Regions from separate parts of the Homo sapiens genome. Here region 2 is linked to region 1. Evidence: read pairs that join two places in POLR2A ChIA-PET (ENCODE). Cell type or tissue: HepG2. All regions are shown on one strand. Each heading gives the region's core, and the rest is flanking DNA. Links, peaks and the distances in the headings are about the cores only.

Region 1 (8,258 bases), core at 2,412-6,411:
CGGGGATGGCGTGGAGTTCTTTGCCCACATGCGCCTCATGCTGAAGAAGGGGGAAGGCAGACAGGGCTTGCCGTGCCTCGAGGTAAGGGTGCCACCCCCAGGGCCCGATACCACAGCCCAGCATGGGGCTCCCCCTTTGCTCCTCCCCGCTCCCTCCTGCCCTCGCTCCCACCTCCTGGGGCACCACCTGTCTTCCCTGCTGCAGGCCTGGGGCTCTCCCTGCCGTCAGAGCCCTCACCCTGGGCCCCACACACAGGTCCCCCTGCGCAGTGGCTCGCCAGCACCCCCGGAGCCTGTGGATCCCAGCCTCGGCCTGAGAGCCCTGGCCCCAGAGGAGGTAAAGGTGGGGGTCGGAACCAGGGGCAGTCGTCTGCAGCGGCTGCTCCCTCAGCCGTTTAGAGGCACCTACTGTGTGCACAGGGTCTGGTGATGGCAGAGAGCCAGGGTGAGTGGGTGGGTGAGTGAGGAGCGGAGGGGCTCCTGGTGCAAAGAGGCAGAGGTGGGGCCTGGGCTCAGGCAGACAGGAGGTGCTGCTGAGGGCTGGGGGCCTGGGACGCGGCACTGTGGCCGCCCTTCCCCCACCTGCAGGTGGAGATGCTCTACGAGGAGGCCCTGTACACGGTGCTTTACCGCGCGGGTACCATGGGCCCTGACCAGGTGGACGACGAGGAGGCCCTGCTCAGCTATCTCCAGCAGGTCAGCCCACCCTGACCCCGACCCAGACCCTGACAGCTTCCCCACCTCAACCCCTTCCCCACCCACTGACACCATCATCACCCAAACAGTATGCAGAATCTCCCCGATCCGTGCACAGCACACAGAGACGGCTGCAGGTGCACACACACACACGCACACAGGCTGCAGGTGCACACAGACACACGCACACAGGCTGCAGGTGCACACAGACACACACACAGGCTGCAGGTGCACACAGACACACGCACACAGGCTGCAGGTGCACACAGACACACGCACACAGGCTGCAGGTGCACACAGACACGCACACAGGCTGCAGGTGCACACAGACACGCACACAGGCTGCAGGTGCACACAGACGCACGCACACACACAGGCTGCAGGTGCATACAGATGCACACGCACACAGGCTGCAGGTGCACACAGACACACGCACACAGGCTGTAGGTGCACACAGACACGCACACACACAGGCTGCAGGTGCACACAGACACAGGCACACAGGCTGCAGGTGCACACAGATGCACAGGCACACAGGCTGCAGGTGCACACAGACACACGCACACAGGCTGCAGGTGCACACAGACACACGCACACAGGCTGCAGGTGCACACAGACACACACACAGGTTGCAGGTGCACACAGACGCATACGCACACAGGCTGCAGGTGCACACAGACACACACACAGGCTGCAGGTGCGCACAGATGCCCAGGCACACAGGCTGCAGGTGCACACAGACACACGCACACAGGCTGCAGGTGCACACAGACACGCACACAGGTTGCAGGTGCACACAGATGCACGCACATAGGCTGCAGGTGTACACAGACATGCACACAGGTTGCAGGTGCACACAGATGCACACGCACACAGGCTGCAGGTGTACACAGACACACGCACACAGGCTGCAGGTGCACACAGACACGCACACACACACACAGGCTGCAGGTGCACACAGACACACACAGGCTGCATGTCTACACAGACACACACACATACATGCACATAGGCTGACAGACGCACCTCGAAGGACGCTCCCGGCTTCCACCTGCATGTGCTCTGAACTCCCCTGTCCTCCCGTGGCCCCCATTCCCACGCATGCACTTGCGTGGCCCTCATCACACCCACCATCTCTGGGCATGCCCAGGCCCCTTGGCACAAACCCTCTGCCGCTGCCTCCCAGGCTTCCCCCAACCCTGCACCCGTGAGGACTGAGGTTGGGTGTCTGTGACGGGCTGAGCCCGAGGTCCCAGCACAGTGGCCAGCCTCGCTTCAGGGGTTGCCTAGGCCCTGCCAACCCAGCCACCCTCCACAGGTGTTTGGCACCAGCCTTGAGGAGCACACTGAGGCCATCGAGCGAGTGAGGAAGGCCAAGGTGAGGCCGCCACTGCCTGGGCAGGCACTGACCAGCACGTGCCTGCGTGGCGGGGGCACGGGGCAAGGCCCTGTCACCTCCATGCTAAGTAGGGCATCTGGGGGGCAGCTCAGCCTCACCAGGCCCCCCACGCCCCTCTGTCCACAGGCCCCCACGTATGCCCTGAAAGTCTCTGTCATGCGTGCCAAGAACCTTCTGGCCAAGGACCCCAACGGTGAGTGGGGACCCAGCAGACCTCGGCTGCGCCGAGGCCTGGCGGCCATGGAGGGCCAGAGGGCGTGGGGCCAGGGCTGAGACGCCTGCCGTGCCCAGGCTTCAGCGACCCATACTGCATGCTGGGCATCCTGCCTGCCTCGGACGCCACGCGGGAGCCCCGTGCACAGAAGGAGCAGCGCTTCGGCTTCCGCAAGGGCAGCAAGCGCGGTGGACCCCTGCCTGCCAAGTGCATCCAGGTCACCGAGGTGAAGAGCAGCACCCTGAACCCCGTCTGGAAGGAGCACTTCCTCTTGTGAGGCCCTCGCCCGTCTGGGTGCGGGAGGGGGGCTCTGCCTGGGGTCCAGAGCTGGGCTGTGCCTGGAGGGTGGTGGCTCGCAGCAGCTCCCGGTCTCTTTGGGGCCGTGTGCCCACTTTCCAGAGGAGAAAACTGAGGCCCAGAGATGGGCGTTGTGCCACCGGGGCCACACGGCTGGCAACACCTGGCGGGATCAGGATTTGGACCTGAACAGCCTGTCTGGAGAGCGGGTGCTTGTGGCCTGGTCCCTGCTGCTTCTGGACTCCCTGACCCCGGCCTGGGCAGAGCCTCGCCGGGGACCCTCATGGGCATCTCTGTTCTCCTTGTAGCGAGATTGAGGATGTGAGCACGGACCAGCTGCACCTGGACATCTGGTACAGGCCCCTGCGCCATGCAGGGCGGCGGGGATGCACACCTTTTGCGGGGGAGCAGGACGGACTCAGGGCCCGGCTGCGGGCTCCAGACAAGCCAGGTCCTCCCCTGTCCCCACCAGGGATCATGACGACGATGTATCCCTGGTAGAAGCGTGCAGGAAGCTGAATGAAGTCATCGGCCTGAAGGGCATGGGCAGGTATGACTGCTGGGACCTTTCTACCCATCACCCGTGCCCTCAGCTTGGTCATGGGGCCCGGCGGGCAGTGGCTCCCCAGGAGCCATCAGCGTGATGCTCACCACCTGTGGTGGCCAGGTACTTCAAACAGATCGTCAAGTCAGCCCGCGCAAACGGGACAGCAGGACCCACCGAGGACCACACCGATGACTTCCTGGGGTGCCTCAACATACCTGTCCGGGTGAGTGGGTGTGGGGTGGGGCTGGTGACACTTAGAGAAGGGCCTGGGGAGTGTCCCAGCCTTCAAGGGGCAGGGCACTGCCTGGAGAAGCTCCTGCTTTTGGGCCTCCACTGAGTGCGCTTGTCACCCTCATTCCCCGGAGAAGGGAAGCCCAGGCCATGTGGTCTCTCCAGGGTCTCACAGAGTCAGTGTGGAAGGGGAGGGGGAGGAGTCTGGTGGGCCTGACCCCCATGCTACCCCCAGGAGGTGCCTGTGGCTGGCGTCGACCGCTGGTTCAAGCTGGAGCCACGCTCCAGTGCCTCGCGTGTGCAGGGACACTGCCACCTGGTTCTCAAGCTGATCACTACGCAGGTGGGGAAAGTGGGCGTCCCCGTCCTCCACCCCCGTCCTTGGGGCGGGGGCAGAGCTGGTGACTGGGTGGGCTCTGCGTTGCAGAGGGATACGGCCATGAGCCAGCGCGGGCGATCCGGCTTCCTGTCCCACCTGCTGCTGCTCAGCCATCTGCTGCGGTTGGAGCACTCAGCAGAGGAGGTAGTGGGTGCGCCTAGGATTGGAACAGCCCGGCAGGGGGCCTGAGGAGGGGATGTGGGGCTGTCCCGCCTCCACCCACGACAGACCTCCTCCCCCAGCCCAACTCCAGCAGCTGGCGAGGAGAGCTCAGCACACCAGCCGCCACCATCCTCTGCCTGCACGGAGCCCAGAGCAACCTGTCACCCTTGCAGCTGGCCGTGCTGTGAGTGGGTGGAGCTACGAGTGGGCGGGGAATGTGGGCGGGCGTGAGCGAGTGGGGCATCGGGGGCCATGCGGTGAGTGGATGTCGTGGCTGGGAGGGTGGGGCAGGGAAAGGGGCGGTGCTGAGTAGGTGGGGCTGCGCTGATTGGGCGGGAAGGGAAGGGGGCGGTGCTACGGGTAGGTGAGGCAGCGAAAGGGGCGGTGCCATGAGTAGGTACGGCAGCGCTAATTGGAGGGCAGGGAAAGGGGCAGTGCTATGAGTAGGCGCGGCAGTGCTGATTGGGTGGGGCAGAGAAAGGGGTAGTGCTGTAGGCGGTGCTGAGTGGGCATGGCAGGGGCGGGGTTCATACCCTTTGACCATGGGCCGGGCCCCACAGGCACTGGCAGGTCAGCAGCCGCCACCATCAAACCTGCACGCTGGACTACAGCTACCTGCTGGGGCTGCTGGAGGACATGCAGGCACACTGGGAAGAGGCTCCTTCACTGCCCCAGGAGCAGGTGGGTGCAGCCGGGACCTTCTTGCCAGCCATGGCGAAGGGAGTGCTGGGGACTGGGGTCGCTCAGTGCCGGTCGGCGAGGGGCAGAGTCCTGCCCGCGTGGGGGTCAAAGACAAATGGACAAACTGTATGACGTGGGCGAGAGCCAGCGCTCTGCAGAAAGGAGACGGGAGACTCGTGGGAGTCACCTCGGGGGGCGGCCAGGACTTAGGACAGGGCTGGGGAAAGCCGCCAAGGTGGCGCCCATCTGAGCGACAGGAGGGAGCGGCCCTGGCAGGACGGACGTGGGAACTGCAGGGGCACAGGCCCTACGTGAGCTGCGTGGGTGGAAACCGAGGCTGGGACAGGCCGTCTGGGACAGGCCGACTGGGCCTGTGGAGGGTGCTGCTCAGAGCAGAGCTGGGCTGACCATGCCCGGGGAAGGGTGTTGCGGGCCAAGGCAGGGAGGATGTTTCTCCTCATCAGTGGCCGGTCGGGGCTGCTGGCACTGAAGGGCCCTGTCCCCACAGGAGGAGAGCCTGGCTGATAGCCTTTCCGCCTTCTCTGAGTTCGGGCTGCAGCTGCTGCGCCAGCTCCGAGACTACTTCCCTGCCACCAACAGCACCGCTGTCCACCGCCTGGAGCTGCTGCTGAAGTGGGTGCAGCGCCGCGTGTCAGCGTGGGTGGGGGCGGCTGGCAGGGCAGGCCCCACGTCAGCGTGCTGCCCCCACCCAGGTGTCTGGGCAAGCTGCAGCTCTTCCAACCCTCCTTTGAGATCTGCCCCTTCGAGTCGGAGCTGAACATGGACATTGCTGCGGCCCTGAAGGTGTGTTCCAAAGCCCAGTGGAGGCCGGCTGCTAAGCCCTCCCTTCCCCTTCCCTGCCTTCCCGTCCCCTGCACCTCTGCACCACGGTCTCTTGCCCACCTCTTCCTCTTCCCTGCAATCCACCATGCTGTCTTGGTGGTGTCTGTTGCAGAGAGGCAACCGTGAGTGGTACGACAGGATCCTGAATGACAAGAGTCCCCGAGAGCAGGTGCAGTTGTGGGGGACCCTGGCCATGAGGGGTACGGGCAGCCGAGAGGTGGGTACGAGCTAGGCTTCCTTGCAGCCAGGACCACAGCGCCTGCCTGGGCTGGTTGTGCTGGCTGACGCCGTCTATGATGACCTTCAGTTCTGCTACAGTGTGTACGCCAGCCTCTTCCACAGGTGGGCCTGGCCCCTCAGTGCTGTCCTGGGGCTGGGGTCGGAGCCAACAGGGCCTGCAGGTGGGGCGCAGGTGGATGAGGTGTGTCCCTTGCTCTGCAGCATCCTCAATGTGGACGTCTTCACCCTGACCTTCCGGCAGCTGGAGCGTCTGGTGAGGAGGGTCCCTGACCCCGGGTGCCTGCCAGGCATGGGGAAGTGGGCAGATGCCCTTGGCTAGGACGGTCCTGGGATTCCTTGCTGCTGGAGGCCTGATCCTGCTGTCCCGGACAGGTGGCTGAGGAGGCGTGGGTGCTGACGGAGGAGCTGAGCCCCAAGATGACCCTGGAGGTGGCCTCGGGGCTCTTTGAGCTCTACCTGACCCTGGCTGACCTCCAGCGCTTCTGGGATAGCATCCCTGGCCGGTGGGTGCCCCGTCCCTATCTCTTGCAGACAGACTTTGGGACCAGGGCCCCAGGACCTGTGAGGGGGACGGTCCTGGAGCTGTGAGCCTGGAACGTGCTGGTTAAGGTGTCTGAGTCAGGGCCGAGCCCTCACAACCCTCCCACCACAGGGACAGCCGCTCTCTGGCCCTGGCTGGCATCCACGCCCCCTTCCTGCCTGCTGTGAAGCTCTGGTTCCAAGTGCTGAGGGACCAGGCCAAGTGGAGGCTTCAGGGAGCCGTGGACATGGACACGGTGACAGCTGCCCTGGCCTGAGGACACTGGGGCTGGTCCAGGCCCCCAGCCTCCCCCGCCTCCCCAGCAACCCCAGCCTCCCCAGCAACCCCCAGCCTCCTCCGCCTCCCCAGCCTCCCCCTCAACCCCAGCCTCCCCGGCCTCCTCCGCAACCCCAGCCTCCCCAGCAACCCCAGCCTCCCCAGCAACCCCAGCCTCCTCAGCAACCCCAGCCTCCCCCGCAACCCCAGCCTCCTCAGCAACCCCAGCCTCCCCCACAACCCCAGCCTCCCCGGCCTCCTCCGCAACCCCAGCCTCCCCCACAACCCCCGCCTCCCCCACCTCCCCAGCCTCCCCTGCCTCCCCAGCAAACCCAGCCTCCCCTGCCTCCCTAGCTGGAGCCCGTGGACGCCTCCTCCAGGCACAGCAGCTCCGCAGCCACTGCTGGTCTCTGCCTCAGCCACATCCAGGAGTTGTGGGTGCGCCTGGCGTGGCCTGACCCTGCCCAGGCTCAGGGGCTGGGCACCCAGCTTGGCCAGGTGTGTGGGTGGGCCCTGGGGGTGAGGGGAACGGGTGGGAGAGGAGATGGGGCAGGGGAGGGCTCCATGGCTCCCCACCGCCATCCCCTCCTCAGGACGTGTGTGAGGCCACCCTCTTCTATACGGAGCTGCTTCGGAAGAAGGTGGACACTCAGCCAGGGGCGGCCGGTGAAGCAGTGAGCGAGGCGGTGAGTGACCAGCTGGGGAGGGGAGCCGGCAGGAGGTGGGGGGCCATCACCAGGCCCCGGACCCATCGTTGCCTGGCCACACCTCCTCCAGCTCTGCGTGGTCCTCAACAATGTGGAGCTCGTGCGCAAGGCTGCTGGGCAGGCCTTGAAGGGCCTGGCATGGCCAGAGGGGGCCACGGGGCCCGAGGGGGTGCTCCCCCGCCCTCTGCTCAGCTGCACACAGGCCCTGGACGATGATCTGCAACGGGAGGCCCACACGGTGACAGCGCACCTGACCTCTAAGGTGGGTGGGGCCTGGAGACCAAGGCGTGGAGGCAGTCCCTGGTGCCCCCTGCCCGTGCTGAGCACTGCTCCTGCCCTCAGATGGTGGGCGACATCCGCAAGTATGTACAGCACATCAGTCTCTCGCCTGACTCCATCCAGAACGATGAGGTGAGTGCCGGGGCGAGGGGCCGTGGAGGACTGTGTGTACTGGGGGTAGGGCAGAGGTGCGGGGTAAGCCTGGCCTGACCACCCCTGCCCGCAGGCCGTGGCCCCGCTCATGAAGTACCTGGATGAGAAGCTGGCCCTGCTGAACGCCTCGCTGGTGAAGGGGAACCTGAGCAGGTGCGGGCGGGTGGGGTGGGATGGGCTGGGCTGGCCCGTGGTCACTGAGGCCGCCCTGCAGGGTGCCGGAGGCCCTGTGGGAGCTACTCCTCCAGGCCATTCTGCAGGTGGGGCCAGCGGGGCAGGTGGGGCTGGCCCGTGGTCACTGATGCTGCCCTGCAGGGTGCTGGAGGCCCTGTGGGAGCTACTCCTCCAGGCCATTCTGCAGGCGCTGGGTGCAAACCGTGACGTCTCTGCTGATTTCTACAGCCGCTTCCATTTCACGCTGGAGGTAGAGCTCTGTGAAGGAGTCCTCCCCGCCGGCCCCCGCCTCAGGGCTGCTCTGATCCCTCCCTTTGTCCCCACTGGCCTGCCTGGTCTCCTGTGGCTGGAGAGCAGCCACTCCAGGGCTGTCCACAGCGCCTCCTCCCGTTAATGCCGAGGTGTGGCCTCTGGTGATGGCCTTTCCCCACGCTTCCTGGGAGCTTCCGATGCCCGCCAG
Region 2 (8,258 bases), core at 1,677-5,676, 94 kb after region 1:
TTCTGGAAGGAGCCGACCCCTAGCCCCCTGGGCCTGCTGCACCCTGGCACGCCGGACTTCAGCGACCTGCTGGCCAGCTGGTCAACCGAGGCCTGTCCTGAGCTGCCCGGCAGGGGAACCCCAGCCCTGGAAGGGGCACGGCCAGCCGAGGCCTAGCGAAGCGCCGGGGTCAGAGCTAGCTGGCGGCAGCAGGGCCACCCCTAAGGCACTGGACTCTCCTCCCATCCTCCTGGGAAGAGCCTCCTCCGTCCCTCGCGGCCACCACAGGGCAAACCCAGAGGTCACCAGGGCTGGGCTGCAGTGGGAGCAGCAAGGGTGGTGCCCAGACCTGGCCATGCCCTGGCCTTCAGCCCCAGCAGAGCCCCTGGAGGGGCACAGGGGCCCCCAGAGCCCTGCCCACAGAAAAGGGAGGCTTGAGCTCAAGGGGCTCCACCCACCAGGGCCCCCAGGTGAGGCTGAGGGCCCAGCCCCAGAGATTCCAGGTGAGCAGCAAGGGGCGGTGGAGGACAGAGCCCCCCGAGCCAGCCCTCCCACTGCCTGCCCATCCCACCGAACCCCTAGGACTAAGCGGCCCGGAACCTGTGGCCCCTCCCCTGAGCCCCCGGCAGCAGACGGCAGGGCCGGCGACCGCGGGATGAGCGAGGGCTTTCTTGGAGAGGCAGGAAGAGGGGCCCACTGCCCGACCGAGAGAGCAAACAAGGGCCGTCTCCTCCCCAGATGCCGGAAGGCTCTTCCACTGCAGGGCTGCTGGGCTGGAGGGGCTCTGAGGCAGAGCCAGGGAGCCCGAGTCCAGGGGGCTTCCCCGGGTCCTCCTCACAACCCGGGCAGGGGCAGCTCACAGCGGGTCCTGGCGGGGGCAGGCCTAGGTGCTTCTGCGCAGGCCCTAGCCAAGCCCCTTCCACCCCGGGGGGCTCTGGCAGCCCTAGGGGGCCTGGCAGGGAAGGAGAGAGGCTGCTAAAGTGCCATGGAAAGCAACAGCCTGAAGCCGGGCTGGGTTTGGGCAGGACAGGAAGAGTCATGGGGGTCAAGAGACTGGGTCCCTCCAAGCTTGGGCACCCCCGCTGCCAGGGACCTCGCCACCCCGCTCAGCCCCACAGGCCCTGGGTAGGCTGTCTCCCAGCACACATCAGGGAACCTCAGCTCTAATGAGTACAAAGCCAGCACGTTTATTTCTGGATAAACAGTGAGGGTGTGAGCTGCTGCACCTGCTCCTGGCTGTGGGGCTTCTCCAGGACCCCTCCTGGCCTCCGCAGGGCCCTGAGCTTTATGAGGGACGCCTTCCAGCGCAGCCACCTGTCCAGAGATGCGGCACATGGCCCCTGCACCCCCGCCCCACCCCCCATGGCCCACCTGCTGCCTGTGGGCCCCCAGCCCTGAACCCCGGCCCAAAGGCCCAGGAGGCCGCGCCGGGATCCCTGCTGCCCACCTCACAGCCTGGTACACGCCCCAGCAGTTCATGGGCACCACCTTGCCAGGCGCCATGTCCTTGATGAAGACCCGCGGCCTCACCAGGGATGGGAGCGCCTTCCAGCTGCCCAGCGGCGTCCGCGGGCCCTCCTCACTCCACAGCCGGAGCACACTCTCCCACAGGGTGGCCATCTCCTGCGTGCGCTGTGGGACGGGGATGCTGGTGTCACCCAGGAGCCAGACCTCCGGGCAGGGGATGGCAAACGGGGGCTTATCTCCCACCGGGAGCCTGGAAGCCATTTATCTTCAGGGAAACCCTGCCCATGGCCAGACACTTGGACAGACAGACACTGGCGCCTGCAGCAGGGCAGGCGGGGAGGCGGCAGGGCTGAGGGAGCGGGTGGGAGCTGGGCGGTGCCGGCCGGGCAAGGCCTCCTCACCAGCCGGGCCTCAGTGTTGAACCTGAGGTTCTGGATGGTCTTGTTGGCCTGGACGCAGTTTTCCAGCTTCATTATTTGGTTCTGAAACTAAACATGGCCCCCATTTGGGCACAGACAGGGCCAGTCTGCTGGCATCCTGCTGTCCCCACAGGCACCCCGATATCCACTGTTGAGTGCTTACAGCTTGGGCAGGGGCCACCTGCTGAAATGCTGGTCCTCGTCCCCACTGCAGGGCCCAGGACAAGCTCCGCTGAGGAAGCGGCAGCCTGAGAGTGGCCCTGCGGGGACCTGGCCAGGGCTCAGGGTTGTTCCGGCCCTCGTGGCTGCGGACGGCACCCCGGTGTGGGGGCTCCAGGCAGGTGCCTCCACTTAGAACTGCCAGAGGCTGAGACAAGCTGGGGTGGCCCAGGGACAGCTGTTTTTGTTTTTGTTTTTGTTTTGTTTTGTTTTGTTTGAGATGGAGTTTCACTCTTGTTGCCCAGGTTAGAATGCAATGGCGCGATCTTGGCTCACCGCAACCTCCACCTTCCAGGTTCGAGTGATTCTCCTGCCTCAGCCTCCCGAGTAACTGGGACTACAGGCATGCGCCACCATGCCTGGCTAATTTTTGTATTTTTAGTAGAGACAGGGTTTCTCCATGTTGGTCAGGCGGGTCTCAAACTCCTGACCTCAGGTGATCCACCCGCCTCGGCCTCCCAAAGTGCTGGAATTATGGGTGTAAGCCACCCCGCCTGGCCTCCGACAGGTGGTTTTCTGAGCGTCTCCTGCTGGCTGGAAAATGCCCCGTAGGCTGGGGGTCCTGCCTCTCCGCACGGCTGCCCCGTCTGAACCTGATGGCTCCCCCTCTCTCCCAGCTGGGTGCGGGCAGCCCCAGGACTACCGTGGCCAGCTTGCCCTGCATCTCCGCGATCTTCCGCCCAGGGTTGTCTTCCTTTAGCAGCTGCACGGATGATAGTAGCGTGGCCAGCTCCTGCCGCAGGGCCCCAACCTTGAACTCCCTATGGGCACCAGAGGCCGAGGCTGGCTGTCGGGTGTGCTCGGGGGTAGGGCCAGGACCGGGGACAAAGGCCACTCCCACAGCCACCACAGGGTTAAGGAGGCTCGAGGGGGCTCAGCCCTGTCACCCCTCCAGTGGGGAAGGTGGGGGTCCCCAACGGGGGGTAGAGGGAGGGGCTGGAGGCGCCTCAGAGGCTGCACCAGGGTGGCAGGGTGAGCCCGGTGCTGGGCCAGGCCCGGGCTCAGGGGGAACAGGTCTGTCACGATACCAGGGGATTGTGGAGAGTAGCGTGGGGACCGGCCCAGCCCAGTAACGGTCAGCAGAGCCCCTGCCCCTCTCCCAGGGCCTGGAGGCTGTACCTGGCCTTGCCTTCGGCGGAAATCCTGAGGTCTGAGTCGCTCTTATGAAGCAGGCACTTGTCGGAGACACTCTCTATCTGAACACAGAGCCGGGAGCGGCGGGCAGCCCCAGGGCGCCATCTAGGACCAGCCTTGGCCTCGACCCACACAGGGAGAGGGAGGAGGGGAGAGGACAAGGTGCAGGGAGAAGGGTCCCACGCCACCTCCAAGGCCCAAGTACACCAAGGCTGGCTGTGCCTTCGCCCACCTGCTGGGGGAGGCCATCCACCTTCTCCCGCACCCCTCGCAGGTGTTCGGTCACCTCCTTCCGCCACCTGGCCAGGTCCTCCAGGGACTTCCTCTCTGCACCTTCCCATTCGGTCTTTGCCTGGGGTACAGATGCCCAGTGAGGGACAAAGCCAAGAGAGGGGGGACAGACAGATGGAAAGACGGACACGGGGAGCTCTGGGGAGCAGGCGGCCCCCACCCCCACTTCCAGCTCTGAGACATTTGTGCACAGGCCTGCAGGCGGCTGGGATGGCCTGGCCGGGCACGCTCTGGAGACACACATGCCAAGGCAGGGCCTGGGCAGCCGAGGGCCCGTGGGGGCTGTTCCGACCACACAGGTGCCCGAGGGAGGCAGGGCAGGCCCCGGTGGGACCCAGCCCCGAAACGCAGGGTGTCGCCCACGTTTGCAGCCGCGCTCGCGTGTCGGTGGATGAGCGGGAACCGGGGGGCGGCGCCTACGCAATGCACGTTACGCCGCGGTGGAAGGGGTGAAGCTCTGCGCACGAGGCCCCGAGGAGCGGGAAACGGGATGCCCGTGGGTGTCACCGCCACAGCGGCCGCACCGTGCGTGGCTCTGTTTCCTGGAAACGTCCAGAACAGGCAGCCCCCGAGACAGGGAGGGGCCCAGCGGTCGCCAGGGGAAGTGGGGATGGGAATGAGTGCGGATGGGGCTGAGGTTCTTCCTGAAGGATGAATGCTCTGAAACTGTGAATAGACACACGGAACTGTGCACGTTCACGGGTGAACCGTGTGGGGAGTGAATCCATCTCAACAGAGCTGTTACACAGTGAACAAGAGCACGAGGGGTGGAGGCCGCTTGTCTGCCCCGCCGTGAGCTGCCCGCATGGCCGGGCCGTGGGCCGAGGCTCCAGCTCGGGCCTCACGGGCTGCAGATGCTGGGCCGAGGCTGCTCAGCGGCTGTCCTGCCCCACACAGGAGTCTCTGGGGCTCGGGGTCTCCCAGGCCCTGGGGACAGTCGCTGGGTGGGACGGGAGGCTTGGGACCGGCCTGTCAGGCCTCTACCCTGGGGGCAGTGGTGGGCTGAGAGCTGGAGGGGTGGGGACTCCCCATAGCCCCGCCTGCCCCCGCCCGCTGCCTGGCGCACCTCGGACAGCCTGAGGCCCAGCATCTGCTCCTGCAGATCGAGCCGGCTGCTCAGAGCCGGGAGATGGCCACTCAGCTCCTTTAACTGCCCGGCCAGCTGCGCCACGGATGCCTCCAGAGCCCGGCTCTTCTCTCGGAGCTGCAGGGGACAGGTGGGCACGGGGAGGCCTGGCTGAGCGCCCATCCCGTGTGCGTGGGAGACCCCGTTGGGGACATGTTGCGCTACCCCCTCACCAGCACCAGCTCTCCATGCATCTCCTGCCGGGCCAGCTCGCCAGCCAGCTGTGCGGCCTCCAGGTTCTCCTGCACATAGGCGGCCAGCTCCCCAGCCCGGCTTTCCTCCAAGCGCCCCTTGGCGTCCCTAGGGGTTGGGGACACATAGACACCCTCAGTGGAGCCTGCCCACCTCTCAGCCCTGGGCCAGGGAGGGGAGCTTGGCTGCTGGCTCCAGAACCTCCCAGGAGACCCTGGGATCGGAAGATGGGGTGCGGTCACAGTGCCACCAACACGGGTTCACTCCCCATGGCCACCAAGATGGGCGTTCACTCCCCACGGCCACCAAGACAGGGGTTCCCTCCCCATGGCCACAGCTGAGTGCCCCAGGGAGGGCAGGCTGGGTGAGGGACAGGAGGCCCCACAGGAGGGAGGAGGGTTCGCACCATCCAGCTGCAGCCCTCGGGGTCGAGCACTCTGCTCGGGGGAGGCAAGGTCATTCCCTGCTGAGTCGGCCACTGCGGCCCCCTCCTGAGTGGGACATCAGGGGTCCCCCCGCCTGACAGCACCTGAGGCCCCAGGACACCCACCAGGCTTTCTCCTCGGCCAGTAGGACACGGTTCAGCGACGCCTGGTTCTGCTGCACAAACTTGGTCAGCTGGGCCACGGCAGCATCCAGGCCCTGGCACTGCTCCAGGAGGTGGCTCTCCTGCCAGGGGGTGGAGGCCGCCCTGAGACCTGCACCCCGGCCCCGGCCCCACCTGCCCGCCGCCCGCCCGGCCCCACCTCATGCTGCCCCTGCAGGGCCCGCAGGCGCTCCTCCATCAGCCCCCGAAGCTTCTCCCACCGGCTCTCCAGCTCGCCCCGCAGGCTGCCCTCCAGCTTCAGCCGTGAGCTCTCCGAGGCCTTCATTCTCTGTGGGGAGACCCCACTGTCAGCTGCAGGTCTGCGTCTGGGAAGGGGGGCAGGGCAGGCCAGCCGCGGGCAGGCTCCCACCTTCTCCAGGGCCAGGAAGCTCTTCTGCAGGAAGCCGCACAGCTTGGCCTCCCTCTTCAGGAAGCGCAGGCTCACCTCTTCGCCGAGCTTGGTCACCTGGGCCTGGGGCGGAGGCACATTGTCCCGTGTGCAGCCTCTGCTGGACACGCAGCCGGTCCCCCTCCTGCCCATGGTCTCCATCAGAGTTGGAGTCCCCTGCTGTCCCCAAGCCCTGAGCCCGGCTGAGCTGGGCCTGCCACACCCTCAGCCGGAAGAAAGCCACGGCGGGCAGGACCACTCTGTACCCAGACGACCAACCAGGCATGGGTTTGTGAAGCATGAGAAGGCCACGCTCAGGTGGGGTCCAGACACACTTGGCACCCACCACCGAGGCTGCCCAGGGAAGGCCCCCCAGCCGCCACCAGGCCCGGCAGGGAAGCAGGAGTGTCGTGCAGGTGTCCCCATGCACGGGGAGCCAGGTGGGCTGGGCAGAGCCTTGGGGCCTTGTCTCCACACCAACAGCTGCTTTCCTGCCGCCCTGAAGGGGAGGGGAGGGGGGAGGCGCAGCCGGCCCCATCCCTGCATCTCATACACGCAAAGGGTAGGCAGGCGGCACAGGCCCTTCATCAGCCACGGAGAGGCGCCTCCCGGGAAACTTCCCCTCCACCCAAGCCCCTGCTGGCCTCCTGCCCCCCAGGAGGTCACCTTAGAGTAGATATTTTTCTGTAAAAAGCCAGATGGTACATGTTCCCACCTCATGGGATCTCTGTTGTAACCCTCTCAGCATGGCGGTTACAGCCCCCACAGTAGACATTGACAACATGTAAAAAATGTTCCTGTGTGCCAATAAAACTTTATTTACAAAAACAAGCAGTGACTGGCGCAATGACTCACTCCCACTTTGGGAGGCCGAGGCTGGTGGATCACCTGAGGTCAGAGGTTCAAGACCAGCCTGGCCAACATGGTGAAACCCTGTCTCTACTAAAACTACAGAAAGTAGCCAGACATGGACAGCTGTCTGTAATCCCAGCTACTCTGGAGGCTGAGGCAGGAGAATCGCTTGAACCCAGGAGATGGAGGTTGCAGTGAGCTGAGATCATGCCACTGTAACTCCAGCCTGGGCGACAGAGCGAGACTGTCAGAAAAAAAAAAAAAAAAAAAAATGGCCGGGCGAGGTGGCTCACGCCTGAAATCCCAACACTTTGGGAGGCCGAGGTGGGCGGATCATGAGGTCAGGAGATCAAGACTATCCTGGCTAACACGGTGAAATCCTGTCTCTGCTAAAAATACAAAAAATTTAGCTGGGCATGGTGATGCGTGCCTGTAGTCCCAGCTCCTTGGGAGGCTGAGGTAGGAGAATGGTGTGAACCCGGGAGGTGGGGCTTGTAGTAAGCTGAGATCACGCCACTGCACTCCAGCCTGGGCAACAGAGCGAGACTCCATCTCAGAAAAGAAAAGAGAAGGGAAGAGAAGAGAAGAGAAGAGAACAGAAAAGAGAAGAGAAGAGAAGAGAAGAGAAAAAAGAAAAGAAAGGAAAAGAGAAAAGAAAAGAAAACTTTTTGGGAGGCTGAGGCAGGAGGATCACTTGAGCCCAGGAGTTTGAGACTGGCCTGGGCAACACAGTGAGACCCCGTCTCTACAAAACATCAAAAAATTAGCCAGGCGGGCTGGGCGCAGTGGCTCACGCCTGTAATCCCAGCACTTTGGGAGGCCGAGATGGGCAGATCACGAGGTCAGGAGATCGAGACCATCCTAGCTAACACAGTGAAACCCCATCTCTACTAAAAATACAAAAAAATTAGCCGGGCGTGGTGGTGGGCGCCTGTAGTCCCAGCTACTCGGGAAGCTGAGGCAGGAGAATGGTGTGAACGTGGGAGGCGGAGCTTGTAGTGAGCCGAGATCGTGCCACTGCACTCCAGCCCAGGCAACAGAGGGAGACTCCGTCTTAAAAAAAAAAAAAAAAAAATTAGCCAGGCATGGTGGCATGCGCCCGCAGTCACAGCTACTGGGAAGGCTAAGGCAAGAGGATCACTTGAGCCTGGGGGGTTGAGGCTGCAGTGAGCTGTGATGGCACCACCACGCTCCAGCCTGAACAACCAGGCAATACCCTGTCTCAAAACAAAAAACGAGTGTCGGCCTGGCTTTGCTGCCTCTGGCCCTAGAGAGCACTCAGACACCCGGACTCAGGGAAAGGCAGACGCCCTCATGAGCGGCAGCTCCCCCACACCTGGCACCTTGGGAATCCTCAGCCCAGCACCCCTGCCTGCTCCACACGGCCACTCAGTAACTTCCTGAAGGGCAGTGAGAGGGAGGCTGCCGGCTCCGGGCAGTGGAGCTATGTGGGTGGCAGCTGGGTGCCCCGGCAGTCCTGGCCCCTCACCCAGCGTACTGCCTGATGCGCACGGGAGCTGGCTGCAGTCCCCGGTCTCTATTTGTGGAGCTCAGACCCGGGCTGCTGAAATGTGCAGCTGCCCGTTCCCTCCCCACCCACAGCGG

The links. Peaks named below come from ENCODE experiments on the same cell type or tissue, not always from the same donor. Only the 100,000 strongest peaks of a DNase experiment are listed, where the experiment ranks them.
Region 2: POLR2A ChIA-PET joins it to region 1 with 6 read pairs; 14 of 35 experiments call an interaction of 5 or more read pairs at or near these places.

Annotation. Positions count from the first base shown.
Region 1 is chr16:1,338,908-1,347,165 of GRCh38, forward strand. BAIAP3 (BAI1 associated protein 3) reads left to right here. Exons shown (of 34, transcript NM_001199097.2): 3 at 1-82; 4 at 257-337; 5 at 589-696; 6 at 2,015-2,074; 7 at 2,222-2,288; 8 at 2,387-2,582; 9 at 2,915-2,959; 10 at 3,079-3,156; 11 at 3,274-3,376; 12 at 3,620-3,727; 13 at 3,812-3,907; 14 at 4,006-4,109; 15 at 4,486-4,606; 16 at 5,115-5,239; 12 more. Among named protein-coding and RNA genes, the nearest start is that of TSR3, 8.8 kb to the right of the region's middle. RefSeq lists enhancers at 1-311, 3,202-3,750, 4,657-4,706 and a silencer at 4,007-4,466. In HepG2, for the core only: no CTCF peak of the experiment used is centred there; a DNase peak (open chromatin) is centred at 4,344; H3K4me3 peaks cover 908 bases; H3K27me3 peaks cover 876 bases.
Region 2 is chr16:1,433,242-1,441,499 of GRCh38, forward strand. It overlaps CCDC154 (coiled-coil domain containing 154), which reads right to left. Exons shown (of 17, transcript NM_001143980.3): 7 at 5,784-5,885; 8 at 5,574-5,702; 9 at 5,378-5,496; 10 at 4,809-4,935; 11 at 4,576-4,713; 12 at 3,451-3,570; 13 at 3,204-3,280; 14 at 2,728-2,845; 15 at 1,848-1,934; 16 at 1,427-1,611; 17 at 1,142-1,293. The coding sequence ends at 1,167. PERCC1 (proline and glutamate rich with coiled coil 1) reads left to right here. Exons shown (of 2, transcript NM_001365310.2): 2 at 1-1,200. The coding sequence ends at 156. Among named protein-coding and RNA genes, the nearest start is that of PERCC1, 6.3 kb to the left of the region's middle. In HepG2, for the core only: a CTCF peak has its summit at 3,318; a DNase peak (open chromatin) is centred at 3,310; H3K4me3 peaks cover 1,532 bases; H3K27me3 peaks cover 1,305 bases.